Regions from separate parts of the Homo sapiens genome. Here region 2 is linked to region 1. The links are chromatin contacts, found by Hi-C or POLR2A ChIA-PET in ENCODE. All regions are on one chromosome and are shown on one strand. The core of a region is the stretch at or near the end of the contact, and the rest is flanking DNA. Distances in the headings are between cores, read along the strand shown.

Region 1 (7,328 bases), core at 955-3,454:
GGAAAAAAATAGACATCAGAAACTGAATGAATATAGTGACGAATAAACATAAAGAAATCAGGCTGATCTGTGGCTATAAGTACTCCGTCTTTCATTGAGCATTTGTTGTTTCACTCAATTGAGATTAAAAGAAAAGCTTCAGATGGAGGCAGGAACACCAATCGGCTTTGAGTTTGCAGAAATGTGATTTAAAAATGAGATTTTGGTTTGCACATTTCTGTTACAAAATTTTATCAGTCACTTTTCAACTTTTCTGAACCGTGACCCATGTAAGAAATATATTTTACATCAGGATCAAAAACAAGTTTCAGGAGACCGTACTAATCCTTACTACGGGTTGAGTATCCCTCATCCAAAATGCTTGGGACCACAAGTGTTTCGAATTTTGGAATATTTGCATTATATGCTTGTTGAACATCCGAAATCAGAAGTGCTCCCAATGAGCATTTCCTTTGAGTGTCATGTTGGCGCTGAAAAGTTTCATATTTTGGAGCATTTTGGATCAGGGATGCTCAGCCTGTGCTTGTGATGTGCTGTTGTGGTATATTTAAAAAAGGAGCTGGTTGCAACACTAGATTGATTTCACAGCCCACTGATTCCTGACCCACAGTTTGAAAAATACTGAATTATATACGTCACATGTATTGCATATTGCAGGGCCTGGTTAATTTACCATGTTTTGAAGTTGTAAGTTTAACATAGTTTCATATTTGAAAATACAGATAATTTAGAGGAATAGCTTAAAAACCTGAAGTTTGTCTTGTTAACATCATCCTGTCCCCCTCGTTCCCCTTCTGTTTTTCTTGCTGCTTGGATAAATAGACCTTTGCTGAGAATGCCCCTTGCATCAGGATAGTGAGACTGGTGTCTAATGGCCAGTCTGGGAACATGGGGAGCTTTTCTCAAGTGCTCTGCTCCACCCTAGGGAAGCCTGTGCACTCTGGGAGTCTGGGAAATGAAGGCAAACACAGGACAGCTGCATTTAATTGTGGCTTAAGTGCTCTTGTACTTTTTTTTCTTGTTAGTGTCACATTTCCACGGGTTCTTTTCCGTTCCTTCCTTGGGAGGTGCCTGCCCAGTTACCCTGTTACCATCTGCACCCTGGGGGAAGGTTGGTGTGTCACTGGGTGTGGACAGTCAGGACATCCGAGACGTGGGTTCGGAGAGCACCTTGGGGACTTGCTGAACTGTGGAGTGTGCTCTGGTGACTGACAGCATTGGACTGCACAGGGGAGCCTGCAGAGTATAGTGCCCGGAGTCGTTGGAGGCAGAGTTCAGAGCCTCAGTCCATCCTGTCCTCAAGAGGTCGGCTGCCTGCTTTGGGGCATGTGCTCTAAGAAGGTTGCAGTGACTGAGGACACAGTGAGCAAAGGCACATGGTTGGAAAGCGGTGACACAGCTTCTGGTGGGCTAGATCTAGATCGGTCCTGGAGCTGAAGAGGCAGTGGGGTGCCTGTGGGCCTGGGGGAGGCCTTGCATCTGTAGACAGCCGGAAGTATGGCACATTTTTGAGCAGATGATCTCCTGTTCTTTGGGGCTCCTGCTTTCTCAGGTGTGGGGAGTGCTGGGTGCCCCTTTAGAAGGCATTGCAGCACTTCAGGGAAGAGGAAGCCCAGGGATGCGAGTGGGGAGCCCAGGTGTCAGTAGGACAGCCTAAGTGGATTTTTTTAGCATTCACTCAGCTTCGTGGCTTGAACTCTCAGTGAACATTTTATAGTATCTCATTACTCCTCTTGCTTTATGATCCTTTTTGCTGATCAGTGCTAAAGAGTAATAAGTACTCAGTTACTGTTAGTTACTGTTTTGTTAGTTAGTTGCCTATGTAAGTGTCAAAAAAACAAAAAACCTATTTTGAATACTCCGTGTTCCAAAATGTAACAATGGTAAGAATTTGTTTTGCTTGAAAGTGTTCTTTTTTGAGGGGGAGGATGGTCACAAGGTTTTTTTAAATTAGAAAAACCCAAACTTTTGGAGGAGTCCAGTCTCAGATCTGGGAGTATTCTTGATAGCATGTCACATAAAAGCAAGTGACCTTCAAGTAGGAATTGGTCAGATGAGATTTTCTAGCTTGCTAACTGTGCTGAGCAGTTATGGGCAGGTGGCGGCTGGCATCATTGCTTTCCCACCCTCTTTCTGACTTTGATGCTCTTCTTGGAGCTACGGTCTGATGCGTAGAGCTGAGCTGCCTAATGTGGTGCAGGTTGAGTTTCATTTTCAGTTCAGTATTTTTCCAGGACCCTGGTGCAAGATGCAGGGTGAGCAGTTACTGAAGGGAGGAGCCTGTCGATGGTCACTGCTACTTTCTGCTGTGCTTGTGCGGTTACACACACTCTAAAGCCGCAGTCCAGGCGTCCGATGGTCTCCTGAGAAACGGGCCCCTTAGCTCTTTATTTGGGCGATTACTCCCGATGATTCAGAGCTGCCCTTGTGGAAGCTCCTTACCTGCAGGAAGTGGACCACACCCAAGCCACCTTTCTGTGCCTTTTAATGCCTTAGCTCAGCTGATTATCATTAATGGAATCTTGTGGGTGGTGTGAGTGCAGGAAATAGAAGTTGCACTCTATTATCCATGTCTCATCGCGTAGAATCAGCCACTGTCGTCGGAGTAGTTTGTAGCAGTCATTTCCCATAATTCATGTTTTTGCAGTGGAAATTATAAAAAATATAAGTGCCAAATGCTTTGGGAAAAATAACCTGCCTCCTGAGGGTGACTATGGAGTTTCTTAATCCTAAATGGCTCCCTGGTTTGCAAGGTTTAAATTAGGGGAAATAAACTGAGATATGCCTTTGCTTGGTACAAACTGTGAAACATCCCAAATTGGTGGTTACCAGTCACTTTATGCGCACCCAGGGAACAACATTGTTGACTCTAGAGACCTTCCATTGTGTTTCTTGAGGGTTCTTCGTCAGCAAAAGAAACCTTTTCTGTTCTGCGCTCTGTTGGTATCTGAATACATTGTGGGAACATTTCAAGTTTTAAATTAATGCTTACCAAGTACGTAGCTGGGGTTTATCTTCCTATTATTTTAAGTCTCTTCCTGTTTTTTAAGAGAATTTTAGGCCGTAAGGTTTGAAAGAACTGTTACAGGTCCACATCCTTTGTTTTATTTGTAATTACTTAGGATTTTGTTTAGTTTCTATTTAGAAATGTCTAATGGGTAGTTTTGTAAGGTTGGTTGGGAAAGATAGCAGCTGCTTCCACCTCCCGCCATTTCTTATTCCCCGAGGGCAGCCCCTTTGATCTCTCCTGGTTGATTTTTGTTTTTGTTACTCCTTAGTTTATGAGGAACATTAAAAAATTGACCGGGGGCGGTGGCTCACGCCTGTAATCCCAGCACGTTGGGAGGCTGAGGCAGGTGGATCACTTGAAGTCAGGAGTTCAAGACCAGCCTGGCCAACATGGTGAAACTCTGTCTCTACTAAAAATACAAAAAAAACAGCTGGGCGTGGTGGTGGGCGCATGTATTCCCAGCTACTTGGGAGGCTGAGGCAGGAGAATTCTTTGAACCTGGGAGGCGGAGGTTGCAGTGAGCTGAGATGGTGCCACTGCACTCCAGCCTAGGTGACAGAGTGAAACTCCATCTCAAAAAAAAAAAAAAAAATTTCTGCCTGTGTTTTTTTTTTTTTCCTGGTTTCAGGCATTGTCTATAGACTTTGGACCCTGCGGATGAGGATTTACTTCTCTTCCGCTTGCCTCTTTTCCTCACATGGGCTCCCCGCTCTCCCCCAGCAGAGAGATGTTGTAATGTCAGTGAGGTCAGAATGCGGTGTGTACATTAATGGACTGCAGACGGATCTGCAGCCCAGCCATTATTACTCAACCATAGTTACTGATCAGATTTCTTTTCTTTTGGTAATGCTTCTCATTCATCCCAGCACTCTGTAGTTGTTGCAACCTTGTCTTAGGAAGTTCGGGTGGCACCTGTGCCTTTCGTCACCTGCGTATCTTCTATGCTTCTTGTGCCACCCCCATCCTCTGGTCTTCCTTTGCTCTCATCCTCTGGGTTCCTTCTGCTGCTCTCTTGTGTTGAATATCTGTTTTGTTTTTTTTTGTTTTTTTTTTTTTGTCTCTGCTGTCATTTTCTTTCTTGGTTTATGCCATGATGTTGGTTGGGCATATAGTGCGCCATTTTCTGTGAATAGGCAGCGTGGGAGACAGGCTTTTCAAAAATTTTTTTTCTTCTCCCTCAGTTGATATTTTAGCATGGTGTAAAATTGCAGGGTGGACATTCATTTCCTCCAGAATTTTAAAGGTGTTTCTCCACTGTGTTTTAGCTTCCAGTGTTGCTGTTGAAGATGGAGGCCCTGCCAGCACCGGCTTCTGTGTGTGCAGGCTGTGCTGTTCTTCCTGGACCTAATGGGATCTGAACTTTTTCCTTGAGTTCTGAAGTTTCACAATGATGTGGCTTGGAGTGGGGCTGTTTTCGTTTCTCGTGACAGATACTTGGTTAGGCCTTTTCTGTGAAGCGACTCAGATCTTTTCATTGACTTTTTTCTTTGATTCCCCTCCCCCCTTCCATTTTCTGTGTTCTTTCTTTCTGAAACTTTATTACTTGGATGGTGAACCTTCTGCATCGGCCCTCAAATATTCTTTTATCTTTTTTGTTTTTCGAGATGGAGTCTCGCTCTGTCACCCAGGCTGGAGTGCAATGGCGTGATCTTCATTCACTGCAACATCTGCCCCCCCAGGTTCCAGTGATTCTCCTGCCTCAGCCTCCCGAGTAGCTGGGATTACAGGCGCCCACCACCATGCCTGGCTAATTTTTGTATTTTTTAGTAGAGATGAGGTTTCACCATGTGGAGCAGGCAGGTCTCGAACTCCTGACCTCAGGTGATCCACATGCCTCGGCCTCCCAAAGTGGTGGGATTACAGGTGTGAGCCACCATCCCCGGCCTTCATTCCCCATTTTTAAGTATGCTGCCTCTGCTTCCGGCTGTGTCTGCTGCAGCCTGGTCCATATATCCTCAATTTTTCCTTCCTTTGCAGATAATATATTTTCATCATTTCCTTGACTTTGGGAGCCTGGCTGTGAGATGTGGGGCAAGCTGTCTGGCTGTCTACCCACTTCTGTGGCTGACTTTGAGGCTCTGCCTGGTTCACTCATTCCCCCGGCAGAGGGACTGGTGCCGTCAGTTCCTGAGAGCCGGGGGTCCAGCACTGTGAGTTAAGTTAGTTCTCTGCTGGCCCGGCGCGATGGCTCATGCCTGTAATCTCAGCACTTTGGGAGGCCGAAGCGGGTGGATCATTTGAGGTCAGGATTTCGAGACCAGCCTGACCAACATGGTGAAACCCCTTCTCTACCAAAAACACAAAAATTAGCCAGGCGTGATGATACACGCCTGTAATCCCAGCTACTTGGCAGGCTGAGGCAGAATTGCTTGAACCCAGGAGACGGAAGTTGCAGGGAGCCGAGATCGCGCCATTGCACTCCAGCCTGGGCGACAGAGCGAGACTGTGCCTCCAAAAAAAAAAAAAGTTCTCTGTTTTCTGCACCTCCGGTTTAGCGTTGTCTTCCTCTACTCCCCACCCCCCCCCTTTTTTTTTTTAAACCACTACCTACTTTCCAGCTTCTGAGATTTCATTGCAGTTGTCTTCTCTCTGTTTCAGGTATGTGGTGGTTTTTAGATTTATGATTTTAGTGGGATTTCAGGATTGACCCAATTAGATGCTGCTGTCTGTGTGACCCCTCTACCTCCAAGTTGCTATTCTTCAGTTTATAGGTGAATAAAGACAGGGCCAGGCAGGTGAGGAAATTCCAAGAGCTAGGACTGACTGCTGGGCCAGGGCGGCGGGCAAGAACTCGGAGCCTCCGTTCTCTTCATCATGAGATTGTGCCTCTTATTTTCTCCCTGTAAATAAACAGCAGTATACATGTCTGCTTATTTTTCCATCTCTCTACTGGTCGGTGGCCTCCACCTCCCCAACTTGAACTGAGAACCTGCTCTTCTTGCTTCTCTCATTTTTTTGGTCCCAAGATCCTGTGGACACAGAACGATGTCCGGGAGCCTCATAGGATCTCTCTGGAGAAACGCTTGCTTAAGTTTATGATGCTTTGGGGTTCCAACCCCCTGGTCCAGAATTGAGTATGTGCTTCTTGGCAGGGCGGAGGTGGCATCAGTCTGGTCGTATGTTCCGTGGTGGTCGGTGCAGGACTGGGGCACACGTGTGCCACAGATGCCGAATAGCCCGTCAGAGGGCCTGGGTGTTATGTGGCTGTCCCAGTGGCCATGTGTTAGCAGATTGCATGTTGCAGAGTCAGTGGTGTCTGCGCGCTGGGGGCACTGCACAGCGCTGGCCATAAATCCATAGCATGTTAATGGATGGAGGACTTGAAGGGTGCGTATCTAAACAGCGAAAGCTCTTCTTTGGGGTATGGCCTTCAAGTGATTTCTTGCTTAAGGACAGAGTACTTTCTTGGGTAGAATTTTACAGCAACGAACCATTGAGTAGAAATGAAAAACAGTCTGGAACTTGGGACTGAGCCTTAGCCCGCAGTTATTTTAGGTATAGTTTCGTCGAACTTTGGAAGCGTGTTCAATGTGGTGACTTCAAAGTTATTAAACTGCCACTTGAACTCCAGATGAAGAAAGGTATTGCTTGAGGAGCGTTCCTGTGGTATGTGTGATGGATGCAGTTTCCTGGTACCAAATATTTCTTGAGAGGTAATTCACACAGAAAAAGCTGGTAGCACAAAGCCTCACTTCTTCAGCAGTTCTGCAGCAGAGCTTTCTTCTCCCACCTGCTTCCCTGTTGCTTGCTGTGGGTAGGTGGAAGGACTGAGCCTGTGGCATGGCTGGATTTATGTCAGTCTAGAAAATAAACATCTTTGGAATTTGTTGCCCTTCATGGGAAGCCTTGTCGGAAGGGGACTGCTTTGATTGAGTTTTCTTCAGTGAGGGCCAGGCCTCTTGGTGAACCCTCAGGGTCTCTGCTGAGGGAATGGCTGTCAGACTAATTTTACAGATGAGAAAACCGAGGCTTATGAAACCTGCCCAAGGCCTCGGCTAGAAAACAGCATCACTGGGGCGGAAGCCCTGACTGGGAGGCCAGCATGTGTGTTCTTTTCCTTCCTCCCGACTGCCTGCTCCCTGGCGTGTCAGATTCCCTGCACCACATCCCCAACACAGCTCTGCCCTCCTGACCGTCACATTGTCCCTCCAGCCTCCATGAAACAGCTGAGTTCAGGGCTGTGAACAGAGGGTGTTTTGGGCGTTTTTATTTCCTTGTTTTTAACCTTTAAAGAAGAGTGTGTTCATGTTTCATTGTTATTCATTTTTTTTGAGGAAAAGAAAAATCTCCATTTCATTGAGGGCAGGTCCTTCCCCCA
Region 2 (7,019 bases), core at 1,790-4,289, 790 kb before region 1:
TTAGGGAAAGGCAAATGAAAACAAGTTATTTTATACCCACAAGACTCGCAAAAATACACAGCCCAACAATACTGAGTGTGGGAATGATGTGAAAGAAATGGGAACTCTGATAAGTTGCTGATGAGAGTATAAACTGACACAACCCTTTTGGAGAGCAACATGTCAAGATCTAGTGAAACTATTCTAGTCTATGACCTGGCAACTTCACCTCTAGGGAGCTGTGAATGCTGAAGGGGTCATGTATGAGGATCTTCTGTGAAGCACTGGTTGTAATATTAAGTAAGAAAATGAAAAAAATTCAGTTGTTCCTAAGGAGGGAAATAAATTAATAAGTGGTTCTATTATATAAAAGACCATTATAAAAGCAGCTACAATAAATGAATTAGATTTACATGGGTAAATCTCAAATATACAATGTTTAATGAACAAATAAAGTTGTACAAGAATATGCATATACAACATATACATATACCATTTACATAAATTGTATGTAGTTTATGTAAATAATATAAATAAAATGTAATACTATTTACATAAATTAAAAAATACTCAGAACACGAGTATATATACTATTTTAACTTTTTTTGGGGATGAGGGTCTTGCTACATTGTCCAGACTGGAGAGCAGTGGCTATTCACAGGCACAATCATGGCGCACTGCAGTCCTGAACTCCCGGACCCAAGCAATCTTCCATCTCAGCCTCCTGAGTAGCTGAGACTATAGATGTGCACCATTGCGTCTGGTCTATTTTAACTTTTTTAGATGGATATATGGTCATGGTGACTCTGTTCTCCTACCCCCAATCCAGGAGATATTTGGCAATGTCTGCTCACAGTTTTGGTTGTTATGTGAAGGAGGGGAGGGGGGACAGGATGGTGGTGCTGTCGGCATTTAGTAGGTAGAGGTCAGGGATGTTGCTAAACATCCTACAATGTACAGGGCAGCCGCTATAACAAAGAATGGTCTGGATCAAAATGTCAATGGTGTTTAGGTTGAGAAACCCTGATAAGTATGTATGTAGTAAAGATACAAAAACATGCAAAGGCACACAACACACCCACTCCAGGACAGTGGAAGGGGAATGGGCTTTGAGTTCCATTTCATTTCTTACAAGAGAGTGAGAGAATCAAAGAGTAGGCAAAGCAAACAAAACCCCAATCCCTCTACTCCTGTGATAGTAGAAAAGTGCTTAAAAAGCAGAAAGTTACGGCTCTAGGTTCTAGGATGTTTTGACATGAATCTGCTCTTTACGTAGGGTTAAATATGAGCCTCTATAAACAGGAAATGTTTCCTTTACTTTGTCTTCTTCAAAAGCAATAACCACATATTTTAAAAGTGAAGAAGGAAACAGCTTGCAGTTTGAACAGGCGTTTTATGAAATACTTATTATTAGTTTGTAAGAAGATTTCAAATGAAGTAAAAATTCTTGTGTATATATACATGTATGAATGAATAAATATATATTCATACATACATACATGATGGTTTCCCAACCGAGGAGCAGTAAAAGTTTCTGACATTTTATTAAGCAGAAGTTCCATGGAACAGAAATCCATGTTCTACAGGCATTGAAAGGTTTCTGGATGGGATGGTCAGGCAGTGTCTACATTAGAGAAGCCAGAAGAGCTCACGGGTGGCTGACCTCGGGCACTCGAGCGTCCACAGGAGAGTGTGAGCCAGGCACGCGGTCTCATCCTTGCTCCCGAAGAGCGCCCCATCTCCTCGGGGGAAGGCAAGATACCCAGAAATGGAAAAGCCAGAACAATGCAAGATGATATATAATTAAGATGGGAGCTGTGAGGCCTAAATCAAAAGGACTAGAAAAGCTCAGAGTGGACATCAACCCACTGCGGCCAAAGCACAGGGGTAAGACTTCCAAGAGGATGGGGCTGGGGCTGAATATTAAAAGAGAATGATTTCAACGATGGAGAAGAGAGCAAGCAAGGCATTTTCCCCAAGGTGTTCAAAGAAAGGGGCCTAAGTGGGTTTATACCGCCTTCAAGGAGCAAAGCAATGCTAAGGAATAACGGCAGAGGGACAAAAAGGTAGAGGAAGCTGAGTTAAGAACAGTCTCTAGAGCCAGAATAACTGGGCTCAAATCCCAGCTCTGCCTCTTATTGTAACACCTTAGATGCATTTTCAAACATTTCCATGACCCTTGGTTTTCTCACCTGTAAAGTGGTAATAATAACTGCACCCACCTCACATGGAGAGTATGAGAATCAAAAGAGTTAATTCATGTGAAACATTTAAAATAGAACGTAAAGCCATCTATAAGCTTATTGCAGCTTAGCTATGATTATTCTGATCCTTACTACTTGGCCTTATACTTTATACAGTATTGTTTCTCGTCTTCCCAACTAGACTACAGGATCCTGGAGGGCTGTGATGGATGGAAGACCTGAACATATTTCCCAGGTGGCCAGTACCACTCTCAGCTCACTGCAGCCTGAGCTGACTGCTCGTACAAGTTGGTGCCCCATAAAAGAGTAAAATGGAGAACAATTACAGAGGGGGCATTATGAATGCGATGTTTTAGAAAAGCCAAAATGACTTCCAAAAGCATCTTCATCTTATTTTAAGACTGTTGGCCATTGGAAACAAATGCACCCTTTCTTCTCAGTCTTTGGTGCTCAGAAAGCCTTTATCAGCATGCCAGGTTTTGAAGTGTGAAGCACACAGCAGGGGCACCTCCAGTCTACAATCGGTGGCCCCCTGCAGGCCACCATGCAGGGAAGGTTCTGGGGGAGACCATGGGGTAGGCAGCGAAGGGCGATGTGACTCTTTAGGGGTGCTGTGCTTGGGCACACGGGAGGCGAGGCAGGGCCCACACAAGGACTTACTCAGTGTGCTATGGACCAAGGCTTTCAAATGTTTTCCACCTCATGGCACACACAGAAAAAGACAGATTTGCATGGTCCACAGGAAAAGCCAAAACTGTTTACAGCTGGCCCAGTGGCTTCAGGCCCTTTCCAGTTGCCCCCAAGCGGGGAGGGGACCAGTATCTCAGCCCATCTATGACCATGGCACAGTGGCTGGGAAGCTTTACCCCAGGCCATAAGGAAATACTTACACATTTAGGAAACAGGTTGATTTAACAGGAGTCTCTGACAAAGGGGATGACCTACCACGGAGATCAAGGGCAGAAAAAGACTAGATCGTTTTACTTGAATGAGTTAATGTAAAATCACAAAATTATCACATCTACTAATGTACCTGGTAATACTTTCAGCAACAAAAGTAGAAAGAGAATTAAGACAACCTCCCTGCCTTTTAGAAGCTCATAGTCTGGTATTTTAATAATGAAACACTTTTTCCTTTTTCTTCCAGGTTATCAAAGCACCCTTTGTTAGATCCAGTGGATCCTCCTGAGCGCTCTGTGACCTGCCTTCTGGCAGCACCAGGTCTTACTGACCACTCTTCCTCGACATTCTCTTCCCCAGGCTTTGTGGCATCCCGCTTTCTTTCTAGCCCTCTAGCTACGCCTTCTCAGTGTCCTCAGATTCTCCTCCTCCCACTCCTGTCCTTCAGACACGGGTGTTCTTGAAGGTTCCATGTGGGGAGTGTTTCTCTCCTTCTTCCGTGTTCTGGGTGCCCATCCATTCCTAGGGCTTCATGGGGTAGAGACTCCCAAACTCGAACCTCCAACCCAAACACTGTGTCTCAGAGCCATGTAACCCACTGTCTCCTGAACACACTTTCATCTAAATGTTAAGGAGACACCTAAGATAGAACACGTCCCAAACAAACTCATCTCCCACCCCATATCTCTTGCTGTGTCCCCTGTCTTGGGGTGTGACATCCACATCCATCCACTGCATAAACCAGATCTCTAGGCTCTGTCCACTGGAACTCCCCCGCCACTGTCTCCACCCTCACTCTCACTGCCCCGTGTGAGACCACAGTCCATGGCCGGGGTGGCTCCAGAGTTAGTTCCTAAGATACAAATCTCGTCAAGCCCCTCCTCTACTTAGAAACCCTTTGCTGGCTCCTCATTGCCCTTTTATTAATTTAAAAATATTTAATAACTCATTAACAATCACAAGCCTATTACTTGCTAACATAAATATAGATTTTTGAAATAAAAAATAACCATGTTTTCCCAAACAGAATTACTGAGAAGAGTGGCACTGTTTTCCATTTTTGCAAATCTCTTTAATGTCTGACTTACTAGAAGGTTGCTGGATTCTCCCATCTGCTTCTGCATTCGATTTTGTTCTGTTACTCTGGTTTTTGAAGTACATGAAGCAAATCCAGCCACATAGATACACAGTTAGAAAAGAAAGGGAGAGTACATTAAGGGCCTTTTCGGATGACTACAGACATCCTCCCCTTTGATGCTACTCAATGCATCCCTGTTGCTTTCAGAATCCGACAGAAATTTCTTACCTGGGCTTACCAGACTCCTGTCTGCCACTGGAGTCACTTTCTCACAACACCGCCCTCACATTCTCTACTCCTGCTGGGGAGCCTGCTCTCACCACCCTGTACTCCTCTGCGTGCTCTCACACCTCACCATCCCTTCCCCAGGACAGCTCTCAGCACATCCCATTTCACTTGCAGGCTAACCGGCCTGAATCTCACAACAGCCTATTAGCTCCACGGGGACTGTGATTCTCCATCTTGTCCTGTTTGTAGACCTGGCCTCCTGTACGACCTGGCATATGCAAGCACTCAAGAAACAGTTGCAAAATGGATAACTGAATGGACAAAGACATAGTGAGGCATATTGCTGAGTTAAGGCGTATGGGGTTTTCTTAGCCAAGACTGTAGTTAGTTGGGATATGAAGACCCAGGTGATGGGTTACTAATGAAGGCGGGGTGGAAGGGGTGAGAGGGGTTAAAGCAAGGAGGCTCCCAAAGGACATGCTTGATACCTACATTCTTCATGGACATAGCATCCTCTTCTAATACAAGAACCAGGAGTTACAAAGAAGCAATGCTGGGAAACTGGTGAAACCACAAATGGCAGCTCCTCATAGAAGACAGTTATTTGCAATTCCCTGTGCTCTGTGGAAGCTGCAGCTTTTGGTGTAAGTATGAATATGCTTACACTTAGTTTTACTCATTTGCCTTCTATGCGTAGTGCGCTGTCCTGGGGCCAGATAAGGAGGCTGTGACACAGAGAAATGACTAATTTCCTATGGCCCTGAAAAGAGTTTGGCTGAGATAACAAAACAAACGTACATTAAAAACTAAACAAGAAGCACTTCAGGACTGAACGAGAGGCATCTTGTTAGACTTAAAACTGTAGTCACGTGTCGCTTAACAACAGGGCTTCATTCTGAGAAATGTGCTGTTGGGTGACTTTGTTGCTGTGTACTTACAGAAACCTAGATGTGATCGCCTACTACACACCAAGGCTGCTTGGTGTAGCCTATGGCGACCAGGCTACAAACCTGTACAGCAAGTCACTGTGCTGAATACTGGAGGCAGCTGTAACACAATGGTAGTTGTGTATCTAAACATAGAAAAGACATAGCAAAAATATGGCATCATAATCTTATGAGACCACTGTCATACATGCAATCTGTCATTGACCAAAACATATTGTTATGTGGTGCATGACTACAAGAGTGAGCACAATACAGAGAGAAAAGACACCACAGAGGCTGCTGTCCTCAGCAAAAGCTTTGTGGCAAAACTGGGGAAAAACCAAACAAAGCCCAAAAAAAGAAAACCAAACAAAGCCCACCACCAGAACCACACACAAACTGGCAACACATTCACCACTTGGATAAGAGATGGGGCAACGCGAGGCCCAGAAGAAACCATGCTGCATATTTGAAAGCCTTGGTTCCTTGGTAAAGTCTTAAAAATAGGAACCTTAGAAAACTCAGAAGACTGAATCTAACCCTGTCATGTGAAGTGCCACCCATGATCTTTGTGTCGTGCTATAAAAACAGTGTATTGTATCTTTCTGTGCTGCTTAGCAGTAGTCTCAGTAGGTATTGGAAAAAATAATAAACTAGAGGGAAAGGAGATGATCGCTTGAACAAAGTCCCAGGCTAGTTTTGCAGCTCTCGGTTTCACTTTTCCTTTGTGGTTTCTCACAGTGACCAGTGTTGATGGATGAGATACTTCAAACAGTACTATTTCTTCTAGGCAGAACAGAAGGCAGTTTCCATGGCAATACGATCAGGAGACACAATACATCCTGTTGCTCAGTTTTGAGAACCTTTTGGCTTAGGGGACAGAAGTTTCCAACTATCGGCTGCCCTCTGCCCCGTCTCTTCTTCCTCTGTCTTGCTCTAGTCGGCTGGAGTCCCAAAGGCCACACGCCTTGCCTGTGCATTCCATGCAGGGGCTAAAAGGGTCAGGGCCACAGCTGGTGTTCCAGGGACTGATTGGGGATGGCAATGAGGACAGAAGGTGCAAAGACATCTACAGAGTACATCGGGAAGCTCCAGCACAGCTTAGGATGCAACCCAACAGCCCCTGCAAGGGATGCTTCTACTGTGTACAGTCTGACAGACATGTGTCCCAAGTCTTGTTTACTTTAATGACATTTCTTTTCAGAGGCCTGACATACCTAGCACAGCTGATCTTACTGTGACATAGGTACAATTTTACAAACAGGTTCAGTTGGTTTCAACAGCAGCTGCAAACCCAAGAGAGACAGGTTTTCCCTTTGTTTCAACAAAGCACGGCTCCCAGCCAGTTCCATCTGGGGAGGCCCTGGAGGTGCAGGGAAGGGACTCTGGAGAGAGCCATGGGATGCACATGGCTCAGCCATGCACCAGGGCGTCCAGTGGGTCTGTGCCGCCGCTGCCCTCCAGGCCCCCTGCACAGAGTGGGGTGAGACTCTGGGCAGCTGCGGGGGGGCTTGTGGCACCAAGCACGCTGCGGGCTGAGCCACAGGCCTGCGTCCTGGCTCTCGTTTGTTTTGAAAACGTGACTGACCCATCACTCCTCATGGGGAACTTTTCCTCCAGGGACCGTCAGGACCAGAGGTGTCCCAACCTTTTCCTGTGTTTTGGTTTGGTTTTGGTTTTGGTAGAGAATGAGAATGCTAAGGC

The links. A loop is a pair of places that touch in the nucleus more often than their neighbours do. ChIA-PET counts read pairs that join two places held with the same protein, here RNA polymerase II (POLR2A). Pooled maps may share reads with other maps.
Region 2: a loop to region 1 is called in a map of naive thymus-derived CD4-positive, alpha-beta T cell, with 6 times the contacts of the local background. The contact joins two enhancer-like sites. A Hi-C loop is called at or near these places in 1 of 168 maps with a recorded cell type or tissue (naive thymus-derived CD4-positive, alpha-beta T cell) and 10 of 50 pooled maps. POLR2A ChIA-PET finds 5 or more read pairs at or near these places in 1 of 52 experiments (activated CD4-positive, alpha-beta T cell).

What each region holds. Positions count from the first base shown.
Region 1 is chr13:98,566,152-98,573,479 of GRCh38, reverse strand. All of the region lies in intron 1 of STK24 (serine/threonine kinase 24), which reads left to right. Among named protein-coding and RNA genes, the nearest start is that of STK24, 7.3 kb to the left of the region's middle. RefSeq lists a silencer at 1,051-1,345 and enhancers at 2,197-2,246, 1,874-3,073, 5,098-5,599. Within about 2 kb of position 2,204, at least 28 of the 41 ENCODE cell types and tissues checked have a DNase peak (open chromatin) inside an H3K27ac peak, as active enhancers do.
Region 2 is chr13:99,355,576-99,362,594 of GRCh38, reverse strand. The region is part of intron 7 of UBAC2 (UBA domain containing 2); the gene reads right to left. It overlaps MIR623 (microRNA 623), which reads right to left and starts at 6,464; the gene lies at 6,367-6,464. RefSeq lists an enhancer at 6,198-6,437. Within about 2 kb of position 3,039, at least 3 of the 41 ENCODE cell types and tissues checked have a DNase peak (open chromatin) inside an H3K27ac peak, as active enhancers do.